Regions from separate parts of the Homo sapiens genome. Here region 2 is linked to region 1. Evidence: read pairs that join two places in POLR2A ChIA-PET (ENCODE). Cell type or tissue: Panc1. All regions are shown on one strand. Links, peaks and the distances in the headings refer to the core of each region. The heading gives the core; the rest is flanking DNA.

The links. ChIA-PET counts read pairs that join two places held together with the same protein. Peaks named below come from ENCODE experiments on the same cell type or tissue, not always from the same donor. Only the 100,000 strongest peaks of a DNase experiment are listed, where the experiment ranks them.
Region 2: POLR2A ChIA-PET joins it to region 1 with 11 read pairs; 2 of 35 experiments call an interaction of 5 or more read pairs at or near these places.

Annotation. Positions count from the first base shown.
Region 1 is chr11:64,582,793-64,593,263 of GRCh38, reverse strand. It overlaps SLC22A12 (solute carrier family 22 member 12), which reads right to left and starts at 2,044. Exons shown (of 10, transcript NM_144585.4): 1 at 1,306-2,044; 2 at 382-485. The coding sequence starts at 1,707. RefSeq lists a silencer at 8,514-8,699 and enhancers at 8,921-9,803, 9,804-10,471. In Panc1, for the core only: no CTCF peak of the experiment used is centred there; no DNase peak of the experiment used is centred there.
Region 2 is chr11:64,320,266-64,330,736 of GRCh38, reverse strand. LOC102723878 (a long non-coding RNA gene) reads left to right here. Exons shown (of 4, transcript NR_188518.1): 3 at 3,201-3,253; 4 at 5,406-5,687. It overlaps PRDX5 (peroxiredoxin 5), which reads right to left. Exons shown (of 6, transcript NM_012094.5): 3 at 9,945-10,076; 4 at 9,834-9,872; 5 at 9,669-9,730; 6 at 8,926-9,151. The coding sequence ends at 9,046. Among named protein-coding and RNA genes, the nearest start is that of PRDX5, 7.4 kb to the right of the region's middle. RefSeq lists a silencer at 5,245-5,397. In Panc1, for the core only: no CTCF peak of the experiment used is centred there; no DNase peak of the experiment used is centred there; H3K27ac peaks cover 742 bases.

The sequences.
Region 1 (10,471 bases), core at 746-8,745:
TCTCCACCTACGGAACCCTCCGGAGCACAAGGAGAGTCCCGAGGCCAGAGCCAAAGGGAATGGGCTCCAGTCACCAGGAGCACTCAGGTTGCTGCTGAAGGAAGGCGCATGGCCAAGCCAGTTTTAGCAGTGAATGTTTGCTGGGGAGCAGAAATCCTCTACAACCCCCAGAGTAAAGTTGGTGAACTCGAGGTTCAGAGAAGGTTCCAGACCTCCCTACCTGGCACGGCTGCAGGGTGGCTGGTCCGAGACCCACACCCAGCAAGTAGGGCGCTTTCTAGACTTGGTTTTGTGAGGCTGGTTTGGGGCCAGTCGGCCAGGGTCCTAGGAGAGCAGGGGTTGTGAGGGGAACTGGGACCTGCCTGGACTGGGGGTACTCACCTGTCTGAGGCAGGGCCGCACGCAGCAGCTCCCACCAGAATCCCAGCCAGGTAGATGGACTGGGCCATGGGCTTCAGAGCATGAGAGTCACACACGAGGTTCCACTGATGGGAGAGGAGGAGGCTGAGCTCAGGAGGTTGGGAGAGCCCCAGCAGAGAGGCAGAGGAACCGCATGGGAGGGCCCCCAGGGAGCTGGGTGCGGTGGGTGGTCTGGTGACCTCTAGGGTTTTAGAGCAAGACCCTGTGGAACAGTGAGGGCACCCACAGGCATAGTTTGGCCTTTTGAGGAGTATATCCTGCCACCCTCTGCCTGAACTCTTCCATGGCTCCCTATTGCCCAATGGGTCTCTAGCCACATCTGCCCCTCTCTCCTGTCTCTCCACTTGGAAGCAGCCACCCAAGCTGACACCCTCACCCCTCTCCCAGAGGTTGCTTCCCTCCTGTTCTTTATAAAGAGGTTCTTCCCACTTGTTGGGATGAGCTGCCCCTCTCTGCTTGCCTGGCTTTGCCTGGCGCCCCATCTGGGAGGCAGCCTGGGGTAATCCCTTACTCTGTGTGCTTTGGTCTCGGGGAATCCAGTGAATTGTCACTGAGTCCCCCTGCTGCTGAGTTGCCTGGAGTCACGGCTGACAGGTCAGCAGGGCCAGGACAGGGTGAGGCCGGTGAGTGTCCAGGTGCCAGCATTTAGAGGTGCCCGCCCAGGTGCCCCCCGCACCTCCAAGAGCCTGGGCTGGCCCCATTTGTAGACTGATCCCTGCCGCCCACTTCCCTGTGTGTGGCTGACGAGGGGCTGAGAGGCTCGAGAGTGAGTGGGGCCTGGGGAGGTGGGTCCCTCCCAGGACTGGACCTTTGAGTCTGACCCACCGTGATCCATGACTGACCTCCAAGGTGGTGGGACTCGAGTGGCTCTGGGGGAGGCCCTACCTTGGCCACGATTGTGGAGGTGAAGATGCTGCGGTCATAGACCCAGCCATCCACACACGGCTCCGTGTCGGCCTCGCTCCAGCTGGTGGCCGTGGCATTGGGGTCCAAGAGCTGCCACTGTGGCTGGCGGAAGCGGCGGCACTGGTGGGGCCTCTGGTTGGGGCCCGGCGGGATGGAAATAGCCAGGAGGGCCTCAGGACTCAAGCTCCCTAGGATGCTGGCCTGAGCCGTGCTGTTGTCCAGGAGGGGTGCCCAGCAGCGGTGGCTGGGCACGGCGGCCGAGAAGTTCTCCAGCATGCTCTGGGTACACAGCCACATGATGGAGACCATCAGAGCCATCGTCTGGAGAACCTGGAACCTGCCCAGGCCACCCACGAGGTCCAGGAGTTCAGAAAATGCCATGGAACCTACTCAAGGGGCCCAGAAGAGGGGCCCACTTCACAAAGGCTGGCCCAGGGCAAAGAGGCCAGGGCAACGGGCCTGTTTCCCCCACGGTGGTGCCCACAGTGGCTTCTCCAGCCCAGCGGCTAGGCTTCACAGACTCGGGGCCGGAGGCTCAGGCTCTCTGGTCATCTGCCTGCTGGTGTCACTTGGGGTGGCTCCAACTGGGCCCTGAGGCCGCGTGAGGTGATTCCGAGACCTCCAGCATCTCCCCAGAGAGGCAGCTGCTCCAGACCTCCCGGGAAAGCTGAATTTGGAAAGTAGGGAATGTGGAGACTGAAGACTTTAATTTTAGACTGGAATTAAAGTGTGACCGGTGACACTTATGGAATCGAGTTTAGCAATCATTTCCTTGGTCAAAGTTTAACCCGCGTTGAGGCAGGCACAGACGCGAGGGAGGTGCAGCCTCCTCTGCTTGGGGGCCAGGGCCGGCCTGCTCTGTGCCAGGTCTTGGGGAGGCCTAAGTTTTTCTCCTGGCGGCTGTGGGATGCCAGGGCTGCCTGCTCCCTTCGGTGCCCCTGTGTGCCCACCTCCCAGAGTGGCTGAGCCAAGAGAAGGTGGGCCAGGGGATCCCCCTAATTTGGGGCTGGGGCAGCTGTGCAAGTCTCTGTGTGGGCTTGGGTCACTGGCAGCTGCCCAGCCCCTGCGCCTCCCAGGCTGTGTGGCCTGGCCCCACCCGTGGCTCCTGCCTCCACTCACCTGCTGTGGTTGGCGTCCTGTGCCCGCTTTGCTGTTACCCTGTCCTGAGTCCTCGGTGGAGCTTCCCAGCATCAACAGACACCCCACAGACTCCCCAGGTTCGGTGTGCCCAATGCCACCCTGAGATCTCTGTCCCCTCCCCAAATCTATGCCTCCTGCAGAGCCCCACCTCAGCTATGGCCTCTCATGTCACAGTGTCTGGCCTGGAACCCAGCGTCTTGGTTCACGCCTCCTGCTCCCTGCCTCCCAAATCCACCAGGGGCCAAGCCTGGCTAGTTTTGCCTCCTAAGGATTTCTCTCTCCCACCTCCCCCACTCCACAGCTGTCCCTGCCCTTGTCTTTCTGCCTCAACTCCTGCCCCTGGACCCACCACGCACTGCGAGCCCTTGGGTCAAATCCTGCTTAAAAGCCAAGGGGCTCCCAGTCAACAACAGCTAGTGGTGACTTACTAGGGCAGGTGAGTGGACAGCAGTGTGTGCTGATGCAGGGTGTGGGGTTCAGGAAAGGCTGGACCGAGGCCAAGAGAACCCCCTTGGTCTCGATAGCTAATTCTGTAGGCGAAAGGGCCAGAGAACACAAAGCAGTTAAAAAGTGTGTGTGCATGGCCGGGCGTGGTGGCTCATGCCTGTAATCCCAGCACTTTGGGAGGCCGAGGTGGGGGGATCACTTGAGGTCAAGAGTTCAAGACCAGCTTGGCCAACATGGCAAAAACCCATCTCTACTAAAAATACAAAAGTTAGCTGAGCATGGTCGTGGTGCACAGCTGTAATTCCAGCTACTTGGGAGGCTGAGGCAGGAGAATCTCTTGAACCCAGGAGGCAGAGGTTGCAGCAAGCTGAGATTGCACCACTGCCCTCCAGCCTGGTTGACAGAGAAAGACTCTTATCTCAAAAAAAAAAAAAAAAAGAAAAGAAAAAAAAGAAGTGTATGTATATGTGGGTGTGTGCACATGTCTGTGTATGTGTGCACATGTGTTTGCACAAGTGCATGTGTGTACATGTGTGCATGCGTATATGTGCAGTGCAGCAGTGATGGCAACCCAGGTGTTTGCTCTTATGAGCTTTGGGCATAAAACTCTCCATTTGAGGCATAAATGCCCCTCCCATCTGCTTCTTTTTGCTTCACCGACTCTTCCCGCTGCCCCTCCACATGGCTTACCAAGCCAACTTCTTTGCCTCCCTGGGCTCTGCACCTTGAGTCATCCACTGCTTCCACCACATGCCCTGTACATGCTTTCTCAGTTCCCACCCTTGCTTATGTTGGACCTCCAGCCTGGAATGCTGTCTCCAGGCTCACCCTTAGGCCACATACTGTGTGGAATGGGCACAGTCCAAATACTCCTCCTCCAGCGGGCTCTCTTCACTTATTCCTGCCTACAACTAGGGCTCAGAGTTGTCAGTGGAATCTCATCTTTACACTGTCCTGCATTCTTCTCAAACTCCTGACCTCAGGTGATCTGCCTGCCTTGGCCTCCCAAAGTGGTGTGAGTTGCGGCACCCAGCCATGACCTGCATTCTTCTATTATGGTCCAGTTGGTCTTATTTCCAGTGAGCTCCTGGTAGTCTGGAACCCTTCTTTAGAGGCTCTTTGGAACTGATTTGGACAACAAATAAAGGTTCCATGGAGACTTGCTGAAGTGCATGGATGATTTTTTTAAAAATTTCATTTATTTTCTAATTATGAAATAATTTACACACTTCCTCAAAAATTCAGAACATATTGAAATGAAAATAAAGATCCCTCATATACTCATCAACCAGTGAGTTACACTACTGTTTACAGTTTGGTGTAAATATGTGCAGACTTTGTTTTAGTAACTGATATGTTTAGCTTCATCAGCTTGAGCTGCCAAATAAGCTTTACATTTCCTTTTGTAAAATCCAAAAGAAATACCTCTGCCTTTTAATTAGCGATTTTAACCTGTTCACATTTATTGTAATTATTGACATGTTTGGACTTACTGTATGTTTTCTTGTTTACCACATTTTCCCTTTAAATCTTGGTTTCCTTGTTCCTAATTTCTACTGAATCCATTAAGTTTTCTTGTTATATTCTTCTACTGTCTTGGTCTGTCAGTTGTACGTTTTATTTCTGTTACCCTTATATTTGAACACACAAACCAGGGGTTATTTGATACCATCTTCTCTCTTCAAACCTACCACCTTCTCTTCTATCCTCTCTCTCAATAGATGACCTTTTTTCTTATTTCACTAAAACAATAGAAGCCATCAGAAGCCAACAGTCTAATTCTCTCACCAGCTCACCTGCCTTGGTGCCCCCACATTCTGCCTTCCTTCCACCCAGTTTGGTTTCTCTCTCATCCATGCCAACCCCTCACTGTGTGCCTAGAGCCCACCCCCCTTTGCCTGCTCACATCTCTCTTTGGCATTTGTCTTTCCCTCGCTACTGGATAATTTCCACCAATGTACAAATATGCCATTTTTTTCTGTAGCCTTCCAAAAACTCCCCCTCCATTTGAGCCCCTCTTTCTTCTTAAGCGACTGCCCCACCTTTGCTTGTATTTACAACAAAATTCTATGAAAGTATTATTGACACTCATTTCCAGTTTCTGTCTTCCCATTTTTTTGTTTGTTTTTGGATTCATTCCCATCAAGGTTTTGCCCCTATCACTCTGCTGTCACCAATGACCTCCATGCTGCTAGATTCAATGACATTTTCAGTCCTCATCTTACTTGAGCCATCTGTCTCTGATCTCCATCTGAGAATACTTTCTTCCCTGGGCCTCCAGGACTCACTAGTTCTCAATCTTCTTGGTTGGGTTTTCCTCTTCTCCACACACTGTTAACATTGGAGGCCACTGAGCTCACTCCTTGGTCTTCTCTATATTCTCTATCATCTGGTCCATTCACATCTTTAGCCTGTACCTCTTCTTGGAATGCTAGATTTTGATCCAACTGCCTAATCTTAGGTGCTTAATAAACATCTCACACTTAGTGTGGCCAAAGCTGAGCTCTCCCAAAAAAATGCTTCTCATGCAGCTTTCTCCACTTTTTTTTTTTTAAGTTGAGTCAGAGTCTTGCTCTGTTGCCCAGGCTGGAGTGCAGTGGCGCCATCTTGGCCCATTGCAGTCTCCACTGCCCAGGTTCAAGCAATTCTCATGCCTCAGCCTCCTAAGTAGCTGGGTCTATAGGCATGTGCCACCATGCCCAGCTAATTTTTGTATTTTTAATATCGATGGGGTTTCACCATGTTGGCCAGGCTGGTCTCGAACTCCTGGCCTCAACTGATCTGCCCACCTCGGCCTCCCAAAGTACTGGGATTATAGGCATGAGCCACTGCACCCAGCCCCAAATCACCAGCATTTTAATTTCAGAATGTGTAATTTCCATTTCAGAATCCGTGTTTGGTTCTTCCTATAACTGCTTCTTCTTGTTTCCTAGTTTCCACTTCTTGTTTCATAGGTGGAATAATTTCCTTGATCTCTTAGTGGATATTACGAGTGTTTCTCTTGGGCCAGGCGTGGTGGCTCACGGCCGGAATCCCAGCACTTTGGGAGGCCGAGGCGAGTGGATCACTTGAGGTCAGGAGTTTGAGACCAGCCTGGCCAACATGGGGAAACCCTGCCTCTAGTAAAAATACAAAAATTAGCCAGAGGTGGTGGCACACACCTGTAATCCCAGCTACCAGGGTTGCTGAGGCAGGAGAATTGCTTGAATCCATGAGGCGGAGGTTGCAGTGGAGCCAAGATCACGCCACTGCACTCCAGCCTGGGTGACAGAGCAAGATTCTGTCTCAAAAAAAAAAAAAAAAAAAAAAGAAGAGTGTCTTTCTTCTTAATATCAATATTCATTTGTTGAGCTGAGTGTTGATAATGCACCAGCCACTGCTCTAGGCACAGGGATGCAGCGGTGAACAAACAAGATAATTCCCTGTTCTCATTGATATGTAGAAAGACATGCCAATGAGAGAGGAGAAACACATCAAGAAATAAATGAATATAGTGACAAGTAGTAATCATGCTGTGGAGAGAACAAGATAGCATAAGGGGCAGAGAGTAAGGATCATGTTGCCACTTTGGGTGGGGCAGTCAGGGAAGACTTCTCTGTGGAGGTGGCATTGAAAGAGACCCAAGTAGATGAGGGGACAAGACACACAGTTGACTGGGGAAAGAATATTGCAGGCAGAGGGAAGAGTATTATGCAAAGACCCTGGGGTGGGCATGTGATTTTATGCTCAAGAAGTAGGAAGGAGGCCAGTATGGTTGGGGAGAAGTGAGTGGGAAAAGTAGAGCAGTTTTGGGGCCAAAACATACACTTCCTTATAGGGTTTTGAGGAGAGAAGTGGCATGATCTGACTAATGTTTTTACAAATCTCCCTGGCTGCTGTGTGGAGAACAGACTGAAAATGGGACAAATATAGAAGAAGGGGTTCCCCCAGGAGGCTGTTGGGGTGGATCATGTGAGCAATGAGGGTCAGGGCTAGGGGATTAGGGCAGGTGGAGAGAAATGCTTGGGTTTGGGGCATATTGCTTTTCTTTGACTAAATACAGGGCCGAGGGTGAAGAAAAAGGATAAACTGATGATCAGGTGGGTGGTGGGTGGATGGTGGGCCATTTACAGAGAAGCAGAACACTCGGGGAGAAGCAAGTTTGATGGGAAAATAAATCTTTTTTTGTGTGATGATATTGACATGTCTATTAGCCATCCAGGTGGTGGCATCATGGAGCGACTTGGGAATAATTAGGGGATAAAAGGCATTTTAAGTCACAGGACTGGATAAGCTCACGTAGGGTGCAAGCTTTCATAGCAAAGAGATGACGTTTGTGATGGAGCCTTTGGTCTCTGATGTTGAGAGGTCAGTAAGAGGATGACCCAGCAAAAGAGCTGTGAAGGCAAAACCAGTGAGGCCTGGAAACCAGGACAGCAGGATGCCCCGGAAGCCAGAGTGAAAAGTATCTGACAGAGTCAATCAGCAATGTCACATCCTTGGCCGGGCGCGGTGGCTCACGCCTGTAATCCCAGCACTTTGGGAGGCTGAGGCAGGTGAATCACCTGAGGTCAGAAGTTCGAGACCAGCCTGGCCAACATGGTGAAACCCTGTCTCTACTAAAAATACAAAAAATTAGCCAGGCATGGTGGCACATGCCTGTAATCCCAGCTACTCAGGAGGCTGAGGCAGGAGAATTTCTTGGACCTGGGAGGCAGACGTTGTGGTGAGCCGAGATCACGTCATTGCACTCCAGCCTGGGCAACAAGAGTGAAACTCCATCTCAAAAACAAGGAAACAAAAAAGTCTCATCCTGCTGAGAGGTGGGGTGGGATAAGGTCTAGAATTAGCCCCTGGATTTGGCAGCATGGACTTCTCTGAGGGCCCTGGCTTGAGGGTTTACCGTGGAGGGGTGAGGTGAAGTGCACAGAGGCACAGGACTGTGAGAGTGCTGGAGGCAGGGAAGTGAAGTCGGTGAAGACAGGCAGCTCACCTACGGAGTTTCACTCTAAGGAGAAGCAGGAAAATGGGGATGTGGTTCGCATTAATTAGAGTAACGCTGGCTGCTGTGGCAAGCCAACCTCGAAATGTATAGCAGCTCAAACACAGTAGAAGTTTATTTATTGATTGTGTAAAGTCCCAAATGGCTGTTGCTGACTGTGGGCAGCTCTCCTCCAAGAGGTGTCTGGGAACGCAGGCTCTCCCCATCTCGCAGCTCTGTCCTTGGCATCCACGCTGGCTGTGCTCGTGTGCATCCAGCCACAGAGGGGAAGAGAGGATGAAGCATCCACCTGCGTTTACAAATTTTTTTTATTATTATTTTTTTGAGATGGAGTCTTGCCCTGTCACCAGTGAGCAATCTCAGCTCACTGCAACTTCCGCCTCCCAGGTTCAAGTGATTTTCCTGCCTCAGCCTCTGGAGTAGCTGGGATTACAGGTGCGCATCACCACGCCCGGCTAATTTTTGTATTTTTAGTAGAGACGGGTTTTTGCCATGTTGGCCAGGCTGATCCCAGACTCCTGACCTCAAGTGATCCACCTGCTTCAGCCTCCCAAAGTGCTGGGATTACAGGTGTGAGCCACTGCGCCCAGCCTGCATTCACCTGCATTTTGACCATCTTAGCCCAGAAGTGACCCACATTTATTCCATTCACATCCCACTGCTGAGAACTGGTGACAAGGCAGAAGGTGGGGAGGGACGCAGTTCCTGGCTAGGCTGCTGCTATCAGGCCACATCTCAACACTGGAATGGGGAAGCGTGGGTGCTGGGGGGCAGTTGGTCATCTCTGCTGTGGGAGCTCACACAATTGTGTTATGAAGCCTTGTTTTCAAGCAGAGGGGTTATTACAACTCACTTGTATGCTGATGGATCGCATGTTAGAAAGGGAAACCTTGATGTTGTTGGCAGGAGGGATATTTGAGCAGAGTCCTTGAGACTGTGAGAGGGGACGGAACCCAGAGCACAGTGGCCCCAGGAGTTCATTGCCAGCTGCAGGAGATGAGGGTGATCGTGCAGACACAAACGAAGCTCTGTGTTGGGAGGACAAGAGGGGCCAGTGAAATACGAAGCAAGGTAGACAGTTGAGCTTAGGGAGGTGTGGCAAGTTTGAAGACAGAGAGGCGGGAGAGCCGATGGACCAGAGTGGGATGGTTGCTGCTGGTGCCCCTCGGTGGGGTCTGTGATGAGATTTTGCCTCCTCTGCGGGGGGCAGGCGTGGTGTGGACAGAGTTAGGTTTGGGCATGGAGGAGCCTGGCCAGGCAGCAAAGGGGGAGAGAGATGGGGCCGCTGCATGGTGCGCATGTGCAAGGGCATGGCTACAAGATGTTCCCCGGAGGAGTCCTGAGCTAGTGGCTAAAGGGACGCGAGGCCACTGGGACAGTGCAGGAGGAGGGGCGCTGAGTCTTACAGCCCACAGGATGGAAGTACTGTTACAGTCTAGGTCTGGAGGGGAATCCAGGTGGAGAGCTGGGACACGGGCAGCTACTGGTCTAGCGATGAGCACTAGACCACAGGGGTGAGTGGCGGGTGGAGGATAAGATTTTGGGAGGGGGAAGGGTCAAGGAGAGTGGAGGCAATGACAGCGAATTCAATGAAGGGAGACCCCATGGTCGTGAGGCCTCAACCCTGTCCTGGGCCTGCCTTGTTACAGGAGAAATGGCACAGGCACGTGGTTTGTCAACGTATTCTTTTTTTTTTGGACCTGGGGTTGCGCGGTGGGCATCCTTCTGGCTGGTTCGTGCAGCAGGTTTTTTGTGATTCCTCCCAGCCCCCAATGTCCTGTGGTGACAGCAGCTGCCTCTGGTCCCAGGCCAGGCAGGAGAAAGGGCAGGCAGGAGAGCTTACTGTCCGTGACTCAGCAGGGCTGGCCGAATCCAGGCGGGCGGCTGAAGGAGGCAGCAGCCAAAGCTGGCTGGGCTTGCTCAGGGCCTGACAGGGCTCTGTGCCCCTCGAGGTTGCCTGGGGCTTGGAAACTATTACTGCAGGATCAGAGCCTCTGCTCTCCTCCCAGCCTTTGTCTCTGTGGGCTGGGTTCTCGGAGGTAGAAGTGCGCTCCTGGGAGAAGCTCTGTGTGGACCCTTTGAAGGATCTGCGAGCCTCTAGCTTGTCACCCCTTGCTTAGAGTCTGAGATCACTCCCTAGTGCCTTGGAGAGGAGGCCGAGGCCATGGGAACCCTCTTTTCTCCCTTCGGCTGCTTCCATCACGTGGCCTCGGCCCTGCCCACACAGGCACTGACTCTCTTCTGAAGAGGTCCTGCACTCCTGTCTTCGCTCCTTTGCTGTTTCTTCCACCTGAATGCTGTGGCCACCGTCTCCGCCCGTCCAGGCCCATCCCTGTCTCCTCGTTTCCCAATCCCTGAAGCCCTCCAGAACGGTGCCCACCACCTGGAGGTGCTTTGCGTGAGGTGATGGGCTGCAGGTTTTCTAAGGGCCAGGTCCGAGTCATCGTGCCTCTAACCGTGCCCAGCACAGGACTGGCACACAGGGTAGGGCCCAGCCAGGGCTGCAGAGAGGCGTGGCCATCTTCACAGTTTCAGTTTAAATCCAGGTCTTCTGGGCCTTGATTTCCTCATCTGTGG
Region 2 (10,471 bases), core at 873-8,872, 260 kb after region 1:
CACTCCAGCCTGGGCGACAGAGAGACTCCATCTAAAAAAAAAAAAAAAAAAATGCAGGATCTATTGGTTATCCCCACTTTACAATGAAAAAAATTGATGCCCAGAGAGGTTAAGTCACTTGCTTAAGGCCACACAGCCAGGAAGTGGCAGAGCCAAGATACTGAAGGCAGTTTTTTTTTTTTTTTATGTTTTTGAACAAATGAACTCTTATTTCAGAGGCCAGGAAAGTGCAGCTCAGAAGGGAATGGGGGCAAGTAGGGCAGCTGAGGCTGAAATCTCAGTCCTCCTCTGGCGCTAAGAGCTCGCAGTCTCCCAGCCCCACTCTACCCACAACCCCACCCCACCCTCCACCCCCTGCTCCCCGCCACCTCCTCCACTCCATTCCTTTGTATTTTGTTTTGTTTTGTTTTGTTTTGTTTTGTGTTTTTGGAGACAGAGTCTTGCTCTTACCCAGGCTGGAGTGCAGTGGCTCGATCTCAGCTCACTGCAACCTCTGCCTCCTGGGTTCAAGCAATTCTCCTGCCTCAGCCTCCCACATAGCTGGGATTACAGGCAAGCGCCACTACGACCGGCTAATTTTGTATTTTTAGTAGAGACAGGGTTTCTCCATGTTGGTCAGGCTGGTCTCGAACTCCCGACCTCAGGTGATCCACCCGCCTCGGCCTCCCAAAGTGCTGGGATTACAGGCGCGAGCCACTGCACCCGGCTCCACTCCACTCCTTGTTGCTGTCGGGTGGGACAGCAAGGCTGGAGCCCAGCATCCAATTAGGAAACAAGGTGGAAATCCAGGGCCAAGCCCCATGGCTGCCAGTTGCCCTCGTAATTAAAGACACACACATTAAAGACAGCTCCGAGGTGCCATTAAACATCCATTAAACTGGCAAAAAATAAATCCAAAAGGTAAAACTCAACTCTAGTTGGCAACTGCAGCAGAGAACACAGCACAGGTCACAGGTGGCTCAGAGGCAACAGCCCTCACACCTGGCTCCCTGTCCCTGCCCTGAATTGTTCCATGTGGGAACTGGGCCACACTGGTCAGCTTCATCAAAGATAGATTTGCCAAATTGGCATACAATTCACATGTCATAAAATTCACTCTCTAAAAGCGTACAAGTCAGCACGGTCTCAGAATTTCCTGAGACCAATAAAACCTCCGGAGCCCTTTGACCCAGCACTCCAGCGTTTGGGAATAAGCCCTGTAGAAGGAGCCCAAGAGGAAACAAAAATAGAAGTGTGTCCAAAGCTGGAAGCTGCCCCAGCCAAACACTGGAAACACCCAGCTCTCCACCAAGATAAACCACGCGAGCCACAGCTTGCGGGCAATATCCCATCTCCATCCTCACCACTGCTCAGCCCAGACCTCCCTCATCTTCCTGGCCTGCAGACCTTAGCAGTGGCTGTTCCCACCCCTGGAACACCCTTCCCACCTGGTACCTGATGCCTGCAGGGCCCATGCACGGCATATTCACTGCTGTATCCCCAGAGCCTCGCACAGTGCCTGGTGCAGAGATGATTTTCAGCAAAGAGGCACTGAAGGGAAGATACCTATGTGACTGTGAGGAGACACAGGTGAGCAAGTGGAACCTCTGAACACCTGATTGGGCCACTCATAATGACATGAGAATTGCAATGCTCAGAGGAGAAAAGCAGCTTCTTTTGGTGAGAAGTCACTGAGATTAAAGATCTGTCTTAGGGTCGGGCATAGTGTCTCATGCTTGTAATCCCAGCACTTTGGGAGGCCAAGGCAGGAGGATCACTTGAGCAGAGGAGTTTGAGACCAGACCAGGCAACACAGAGAGACTTTGTCTCTACCAAAAAAAATCAAAAATTATCTGAGCATGGTGGTTCATGCCTGTAGTCCCAGTTACTAGGGAGACTGAGGCAGGAAGATCACTTGAACCCAGGAGGTAGAGGCTGGTGGTGAGCCGAGATCGTGCCACTGCACTCCAGCCTGGGTGACAGAAGGAGACCCTGTCTCAAAAAAAAAAAAAAAAAAAAAAGGCCGGGAGGCCTTTGGGAGGCCAAGGCGGGCGGATCACGAGGTCAGGAGATCGAGACCATCCTGGCTAACACGGTGAAACCCCGTCTCTACTAAAAATACAAAAAATTAGCCGGGCATGGTGGCGGGCGCCTGTAGTCCCAGCTACTCAGGAGGCTGAGGCAGGAGAATGGCATGAACCCGGGACGCGGAGCTTGCAGTGAGCCGAGATTGTGCCAGAGCAAGACTCCATCTCAAAAAAAAAAAAAAAAAAGATCCGCCTGTGCCTTAGTGGTGATGGTTGCACAACTCGGTGAATATATTGAAAACAACCGACTTGTACACTTTAAAAAAAAAAAAGAGACAAGGTCTCATTATATTGCCCAGACTGGTCTCAAACTCCTGGACTCAAGTAAGCATCCCCCTTCACCCCCACAAAGTGCTGGGATTACAGGCATGAGCCACCATGTCTAGCCTTTGTACAATTTTACAGGCTGAATTTTATGATATGTGAATTGTATGTCAATTTGGCAAATCTATCTTTGATGAAGCCGAACCATGTGGCTCAGTTCCCGCAGAAACTAATTCAGGAAAGGGACAGGGAACCAGGAAAGAGGGCTGTTGTCCTCAGCAGTGAAACTGACTTGGGGCCCTGAAGGTTAGAGTGATCTGGGCAGGGGCATCCCAGCGGGGAACATTGTCTGGTAGATGCTGAAAGGGAAGAGATTGGAGGACCCACAATTGGGAATCAGGGTGACTTTGGTGACCAAGGTTGCAGGGAATGGGGACAGAGGCTTGGAGAGAAGTCACTGGGGAGATGAGGGGACCACACGTGGATCTGGGCCAGCTTCGTATTAACCATGCCCTTCCATGGCTGACAGGAAAGGCAGGGAAGTGGGCATCTCCTGGGAAGCATGGAACCTCAAAGGTCCCTCTTCTCAGAGGTGATCCCTGTGTGGCCACACTGCTTGCTGTCCACCCAATATCCTTTCTCTCTCTCTCCCTGACTAAAAAAACTCATAATTTTTAATTTAGACACATGGCACCCTGGAATGAAGTTGATACTTCTCAGCTTCCTTTGCAGCTAGTATGACCATGTGACTAAGTTCTGTCCAGTGAGATGTAAGTGGAAGGGATATATGACAGCTTCCAGAAAAAGCTTCTTGACAGACAGCTGGCATGGGCCTTTTATCTTCTGTTCTTCATTTCCTCCTTCCTGCAGGCTGGACGATGAATGTGATGGCTGGAACTCAAGCAGCCACAGTGGATCATAAGGTAAAGACGTGTTTAAAATGGCAGAGCAGCAAGACAGAAGGAATAATCACACAGCTAGCATACTAGCTCAACCTCTCTAGTGCATACCTGTGAGCTAAGCCTTTGTTTTTTTGTTGTTGTTGTGTTGTTTTGTTTTGAGATGGAGTTTTGCTCTTGTTGCCCAGACAATGGCACAATCTCGGCTCACTGCAATCTCCACCTCCCAGGTTCAAGCGATTCTCCTGCCTCAGCCTCCTGAGTAGCTGGGATTACAAGCATGCACCACCACGCCCTGCTAATTTTGTATTTTTAGTAGAGACGGGGTTTCTCCATGTTGGTCAGGCTGGGCTCGAACTCCGGACCTCAGGTGATCCGCTCACCTCTGCCTCCCAAAGTGCTGGGATTACAGGCGTGAGCTACCACGCCTGGCCTTCACTTCTTTACTCCTTCCCAAAACGTGTTAAGTATTATCTGTGTTTCCCACCCTGAGCAGGGCTCCTTACCTGTGTTAAGTAAAAAGACATGATTCCCAACTCCAGGAGTGCGAGTTGATGATACAAATATAATCACATGGCAGGCCAATATGCATGCTCGTTAACACCAAGAATCTGTGCCTTCGCATAGATGTTACCTGAACTTCTCCAGAAGTTATACCCATGCACACTTTGCACTATCTGCTGTCACTTCTCAATGCCTGTGTCACCAAACCCCAACCACGCCCAGTAGAGTGTGTCCCTTTGGGGCCAGCAGCCTCCACTGCCCCTGATCACAGCACCTTCATGGCTGCAGCCCAAGCCTGATCTAGGCCAGGAACACCAGGACCCCTCCAACCTTTTCTTTGTCTCAGAAACCCAGACTTGACTCCCTTAGGGCCTATTGAAAACTCCCCCGATAGGCCAGGCGCGGTGGCTCACACGTATAATCCCAGCACTTTGTGAGGCTGAGGCGGGCAGATCACGAGGCCAGGAGTTCAAGACCAGCCTGGCCAACATAATGAAACCCCATCTCTACTAAAAAATACAAAAAGTAGCCGGGCATGGTGGCACGCGCCTGTAGTCCCAGTTACTCAGGAGGCTGAGGCACAAGAATCGCTTGAACCCGGGAAGCGGAGGTTGTGGTGAGACTCATTCTGTTGCCCAGGTTGGAGTGCAATGGCGTGATCTCGACTCACTGCAACCTCTGCCTCCCAGGTTCAAGTAATTCTCCTGTCTCAGCCTCCCAAGTAGCTGGGACTACAGGCATGGCACCACCATGCCTGGCTAATTTTGTATTTTTAGTAGAGATGGGGTTTCACCATGTTGGCCAGGCTGGTCTCAAACTCCTGACCTCAGGTGATCCGCCCACCTCAGCCTCCCAAAGTGCTAGGATTACAGGCGTGAGCCACCATGCCTGGCCTGATTTTTATCTTTCAAATAACCTTTTATTGAGCCTTTTTTTTTTTTTTTTTTTTTTGAGGCAGGGTCTTGCTCTATTACCCAGGCTGGAGTGCAGTGGCATAATCATAACTCACTGCAGTCTTGGCCTCCTGGGCTCAAGTGATTTTCCCAACTCAGCCTCTGGAGTAGCTCGAACTATAGGCACGTGCTACCACACCCACCCAATTATTTTATTTTTTTGGTAGAGACGGGGTGTCACTAATTTATTTTTATTTAGTTGTTTTTGTTTTGGGTTTTTTTTTTTTTGAGACAGAGTTTGGCTCTTGTTGCCCAGGCTGGAGTGCAGTGGTGAGATCTTGGCTCACCAAAACCTCCGCCTCCCAGGTTCAAGTGATTCTTCTGCCTCAGCCGCCCGAGTAGCTGGGATTACAGGCATGAGCCACCACACCTGGCTAATTTTGTATTTTTAGTAGAGACGGGGTTTCTCCATGTTGGTTAGGCTGGTCTCGAACTCCCGACCTCAGGTGATCCGCCCACCTCAGCCTCCCAAAGTGCTGGGATTATAGGTGTGAGCCACCACACCCGGCCTATTTTTATTTTTTTAGAGACAAGGTCTCGCTCTGTCACCCAGGCTGGAGGGTAGTGGCACGATTATAGCTCACTAACTGTAGTTAGTCACCAACTCCTGGTGTCAAGCGATCCTCCCGCCTCAGCCTCCTGAGTAGCTACGACCACAGGCATGCACTACGACAACTTATTTATATATTTACTTATTTATTTATTTATTTATTTTGTAGGGACGGTGTCTTGCTATGTTGTCCAAGCTGGTCTCAAACTGGCCTGAATCAATGCTTCCACCTCAGCTGCCAGAGGAACCGGGATTACAGGCCTGAGCCACTGCAGCCAGCCAGTTTGTTATTTTAATGTAAATTCTTAGTAAACAACTCAGGAGCTCTCTTGTCCTTTTAAAATCCATTTCAACTTCTGCTAATCGGAGTGTATATTCAGGGCAACTTGAATCTGTGCTCCTGGGATGCAATCCTCAAGCTTGGCCCAAATAAAGTCTCCGCTGATATTAATTTTGCCTAGGCTTCTTCCTTTTAGGTCAACACTCTTCAGGCTCATGTTGGGGTCTGTTCAGCTGCGTTTCAAAGGGACTCTAGACCCAGGAAGGCCCAGAACCACTGATGCTGAGTAACACCCTTGGCCTTCTGGTCTCAGTTGCTATGGCCTTGGGCATGCTAGGACAGGCAAGTGAGTTTCACTGGGGCATGTGTTGTTGGGTGGATGTTTCAGCTTCTTTTCTTTTTTTTTTTTTTTTTTTTTTTTTTGAGACAGACTCCTGCTCTGTCTCCCAGGCTGGCATGCAGTGGCACGATCTCGGCTCACTGCAACCTCCACCTCCCAGGTTCAAGCAATTCTCCTGCCTCAGCCTCCCTCCCCAGTAGCCGGGATTACAGACATGCGCCACCATGCCCAAGTAATTTTTGTATTTTTAGTAGATATGGGATTTCTCCATGTTGGCCAGGCTAGTCTCAAACTCCTGACCTAAAATGATCCACCCGCCTTGGCCTCCCACGGTGCTGGGATTACAGGTGTAAGCCACCCCGCCTGGCCTGTTATGTTTTTTAACATTGGTCTTTCGGCCACCAAGAGCCCAGGAAGGCCACACGCACAGCTCTGCCAGGTGCAGCCCAGATGTCCAGGGCTCTCTGGTCCAGGACACCGTGGCCTGGTCTGCCCTTATCTCCAGGCCTGAAGCCCCACCTGTCCAACCTGGAGACAGCTATGCAAGGTTCTCTTGCCAGGTGCTGTTTAATCTTGGGCCCTCCAGGGCCTGGAGCAGCTTCCAGGGCCAGTCCTCCGTGCCCCCACCCAAGGACGTCCTCACTCCAGCAAGCTCAGCCACATGCTCAGCAGTCAGGGCCACTGAGGCCACAGCCCCACCGCCACCCACACCAGGCTGTCCTAGAGGGCCACCCCAGCCCTGGAAGCCCTCTCAACCCTTCCTAGAGGCCCAGCCAGTGGCAACAGACCTTGGAGGGGACACTTCCTCTAGAGGCCTTGCTTGGCCTCAGCCAGCCCAGATAATAGCCCAGGAGCAGAGGAAACAGGCAGCAGAGTGACAGAGACGGAGCTGGGCTTCCCCGATAGCAGGGAGCTGCCTGGGTAGCGTGGGGTGCACAGCCAGTGGGGTGGGCTATTTGCTACCACCACCCCCTATTTACTAATGGAGACACTCATTAGCTCACAGGTGCCCTGTAGGAAGCTCCACGTCTGTTTTCTCATTTGTATGATGAGAGGATAAAGAGGTGGTATCCGGGAAAGAAAGGGGCTTTGTGTTATGCGTGTCCATGAGGACAACACTGTACCCCCGAGTTTGGCAGGAGAGGAGAGGCAGGCAGTTTACCAGGGCAGCTCGAGGTGCAGTCAGCCTCCTTCCCTGCCCCCACCTGGGACCCCTGAAGGGGTGGCAGGTTGTGGGAGAGAACCACAGTGACAGAGGTTGGTGGGCAGCACGACTCGGGTAGGCTGAGCACCTGCAACCCTGGGCAGGGAGGCTGGCTCCCCTCCTACTGAGTGTCTGTTCTCACAGACGTGACCACAAGCACCCAGCCCCTCCACCTTCAGCAAGCAGCTCCCTGGATGCACCCTCCCTCCCAACACATCTCCACCTCCACCTCCTGGGCATTGCTGTCATCATGGGTCCTGCTCCCTGCTGCCCATCTGGTGCCTCTCCCAGCCTCCCAGCTTGGGGGCTGCACACGGTAGCCCATGGCCAAGGTGCCTGTAGGGTGGAAGGCAAGCTGCTCATCAGCTTCAGAGAGCCCACTGACCTCCAGGCATCCTCTCTTGTCCCCAACATTCCCCCCCTACTCCTGCTACCCACCTTGCTGCGGCAGCATGGGATTGTCCCACCCTCCACCCCTAGGGCTATGGGGCTCACCCCTAGGGCTATGGGCCTCCCTCCGCCTCCCACTTGAGGCGCCACTCCCACTGCCTCAAGGGTCATTTGCTCTATGAGGCCCTGCTTTGACCTTCTCCCTGACCTCTCAAGAGTGTGGCCTGCCTGAGTCAGCAGTGGGGGCTGACCCCTGGGGACCACTACGCAGGAAGTGCCTGGGAGCCAGGTATTGATGTGGTTCATGGCAGGGCAGCTCCACGCGGTGATGGAATGCGGACTCCCTGTAGGTGGCTGAGAGGCAGCAGCAGTCCACACCTCACCAATTCTTGTGAGGGCTGTTACCACACCTGGGGTGGGCAGGCAGGCAGCATCGCGCAGGGCACAGAGGCCCCCTAGACTCCACGCAGTGGGGCCTCACCATCACAGGCGTGGCTTCCCTGCACCAAGGGGCAGAGGCCCAGGAGCAGGGCCTGCCGTGGCAATGGCCCCCATCCCCACACCCTGCTGGTGTCCCCACTTGAGGCCCCTCACACCCAGCCACCACTGGTCAGGCCTCACCAGCATCTTCTCCCCTCCACAGCTCACCTAGACTCTTCCCCCAGGGAGCCCTCCTGGAATGAGCAAGTGCTGTGCCAGAGCCCCTCTCCCTGTCCATCAGATGGTCCTAAAGTGACCTGAGCTCTTCCTGGGATGAGGGTGTGCCCAGGAGGGGGTCAAGTCTGAAAGGATGGTGGGGCTGGGCCCCGGCAGGAATGCTGGGAGCCAAGCTTCCCGCCATGGGGTTTCCAGACTAAATGGCATCAGGCAGCACCCAGAGAGCAGGTACAAAGGCCACACTGTGCGCCACATGCCATCGGCCAGGCCTCGCCCTCTGTGCTGCCTCTGTGGGGAGCGCTTCTTCCCTTCCTCTTCAGATTGCTGGCTCCTTCTCAGTGCTCAGTAACACCTGCCTCAAGGCTGGGCACAGTGGCTCACACCTGTAATCCCAGCACTTTGGGGGGTGGAGGCGGGTGATCACCTGAGGTCAGGAGTTCGAGACCAGCCTGGCCAACATGGTGAAACCCCGTCTCTACCAAAAATACAAAAACTTAGTCGGGCGTGGTGGCAGACACCTGTAATCCCATCTACTGGGGAGTCTGAGGCAGGAAAATCGCTTGAACCTGGGAGGCAGAGGTTGTGGTGAGCCGAGATCATGCCACTGCACTCCAGCCTAGGGGACAGAGTGAAACTGTCTCAAAAAAAAAAAAAAAAAAAAACTTCCCTTGAAAGGCCCTCCCTAGCTCCCCCTTAATTAAGCAGGACCCCCTACATTCTCCCTTTCAGCCCATCTGCGCCCTCACCATTCTCACCCAGTCTGTGATGATGCCAGAATGCCTGGCGCTCAGCGAAACAGCCATTCATAACCAAGGAGATGGCCGCAAACCACAAGTGTTTATTGCAGAAATCTGGCCAACATTCCAATTGCAGGGCCCCAGCACAGGGCTGGGCAGGTGAGATAGGGAGGGGTGGAGGAAGTAATCTGGCCCAGGGCCTCAGAGCTGTGAGATGATATTGGGTGCCAGGCTGCAGGTGAGGCCTGTGCCATCTGGTTCCACATTCAGGGCCTTCACTATGCCATCCTGTACCACCATGGAGAACCTGCCGGAAAGAGGGGCCCAGCCAGCTGCATCAGCCTGGGCTTGGAGGCTGGGCATGGAGACAGGCAGTGAACAGCCAGGGGCCCAAGAGAACTCCAGAGAGGACTCCCCCCACAGAGGACTCTCCCCCACAGAGGACTCACCACCACACAGGACTCTCTCCACACAGAGGACTCTCCCCACAGAGAACTCTCCCCCACACAGGACTCTCTCCCCAGAGGACTCTCCCCTACAGAAGACTCTCCCCACACAGGACTCTCTCCCACACAGGACTCTCTCCACACAGAGGACTCTCCCCACAGAGGACTCTCCCCCACACAGGACTCTCCCCCACAGAGGACTCTCTCCACAGAGGACTCTCCCCACACAGGACTCTCCCCACAGACGACTCTCCCACACAGAGGACTCTCCCCCACAGACGACTCTTCCCACAGAGGACCCTCTCCACAGAGGACTCTCTCCCACAGAGGACTCTCTCCCACAGAGGACTCTCTCCACAGAGGACTCTCCACTTTTACCTCTTGAGACGTCGATTCCCAAAGATGGACACCAGCGAATCATCTAGTAATAAGTCTGTCTCCTAAGAAGAGACAGAGAAAAGTGTCAGAAATCCTTGAAGAGGCTAAGGGCCCCCACTGCTCCCCGCACTGCCATGTCCCTGTGGCGGTCAGGGGAACACTCACCTTCCCAAAGGCCCCAGTGGGATCAGCCAGGAGCCGAACCTGCAGAGAAAGTAAAGGTCACAAGAAGAATATCCTACCTGGTCCTGACTCCCTGCAGGCCCCTCACCTCACCTTGCCTTCCGCCTTGTGGGCTCGGCCCCACTCGCCAGTCACAAAGGCATCATTAACACTCAGACAGGCCACCACCTGGACTCCCTTGGCCTTCAGAGCCTCAGCCTGCTCCACAAACCCTGGCAGGTGTGTCTGAGGAAGGGGAACAAAGGGTCGGCAAAGGGATAACTGCATCTGACCCCCAGCCCACCCTTTATCTCCAGGCCCTCCTCAGTGCTCTGCCTCAACACCTTTGATCAGACAATGAGAGCTGTCTAAACCATTCTATTTCCTTTTTGCCTTGGCCACTAGGAAGCTCAGAATGAAACCTAATGCCTTATGGTCCAGACGTGAACTTTCCATGGGCAGATCTATGTCTTATTTATCTGAGTCCCAAGCACCTTCCACAGTGCCTGTCATTTAGCAGGACCAACAGGGGTGTTGGATTTAATTGTAGTATGTTTTTCTCCAACATTCCTGGTACTGTTCCCTTTTTGCAGTCTCTACTTGTTTTCTTTTTTTTTTTTTTCATTTTGAGACGGAGTCTC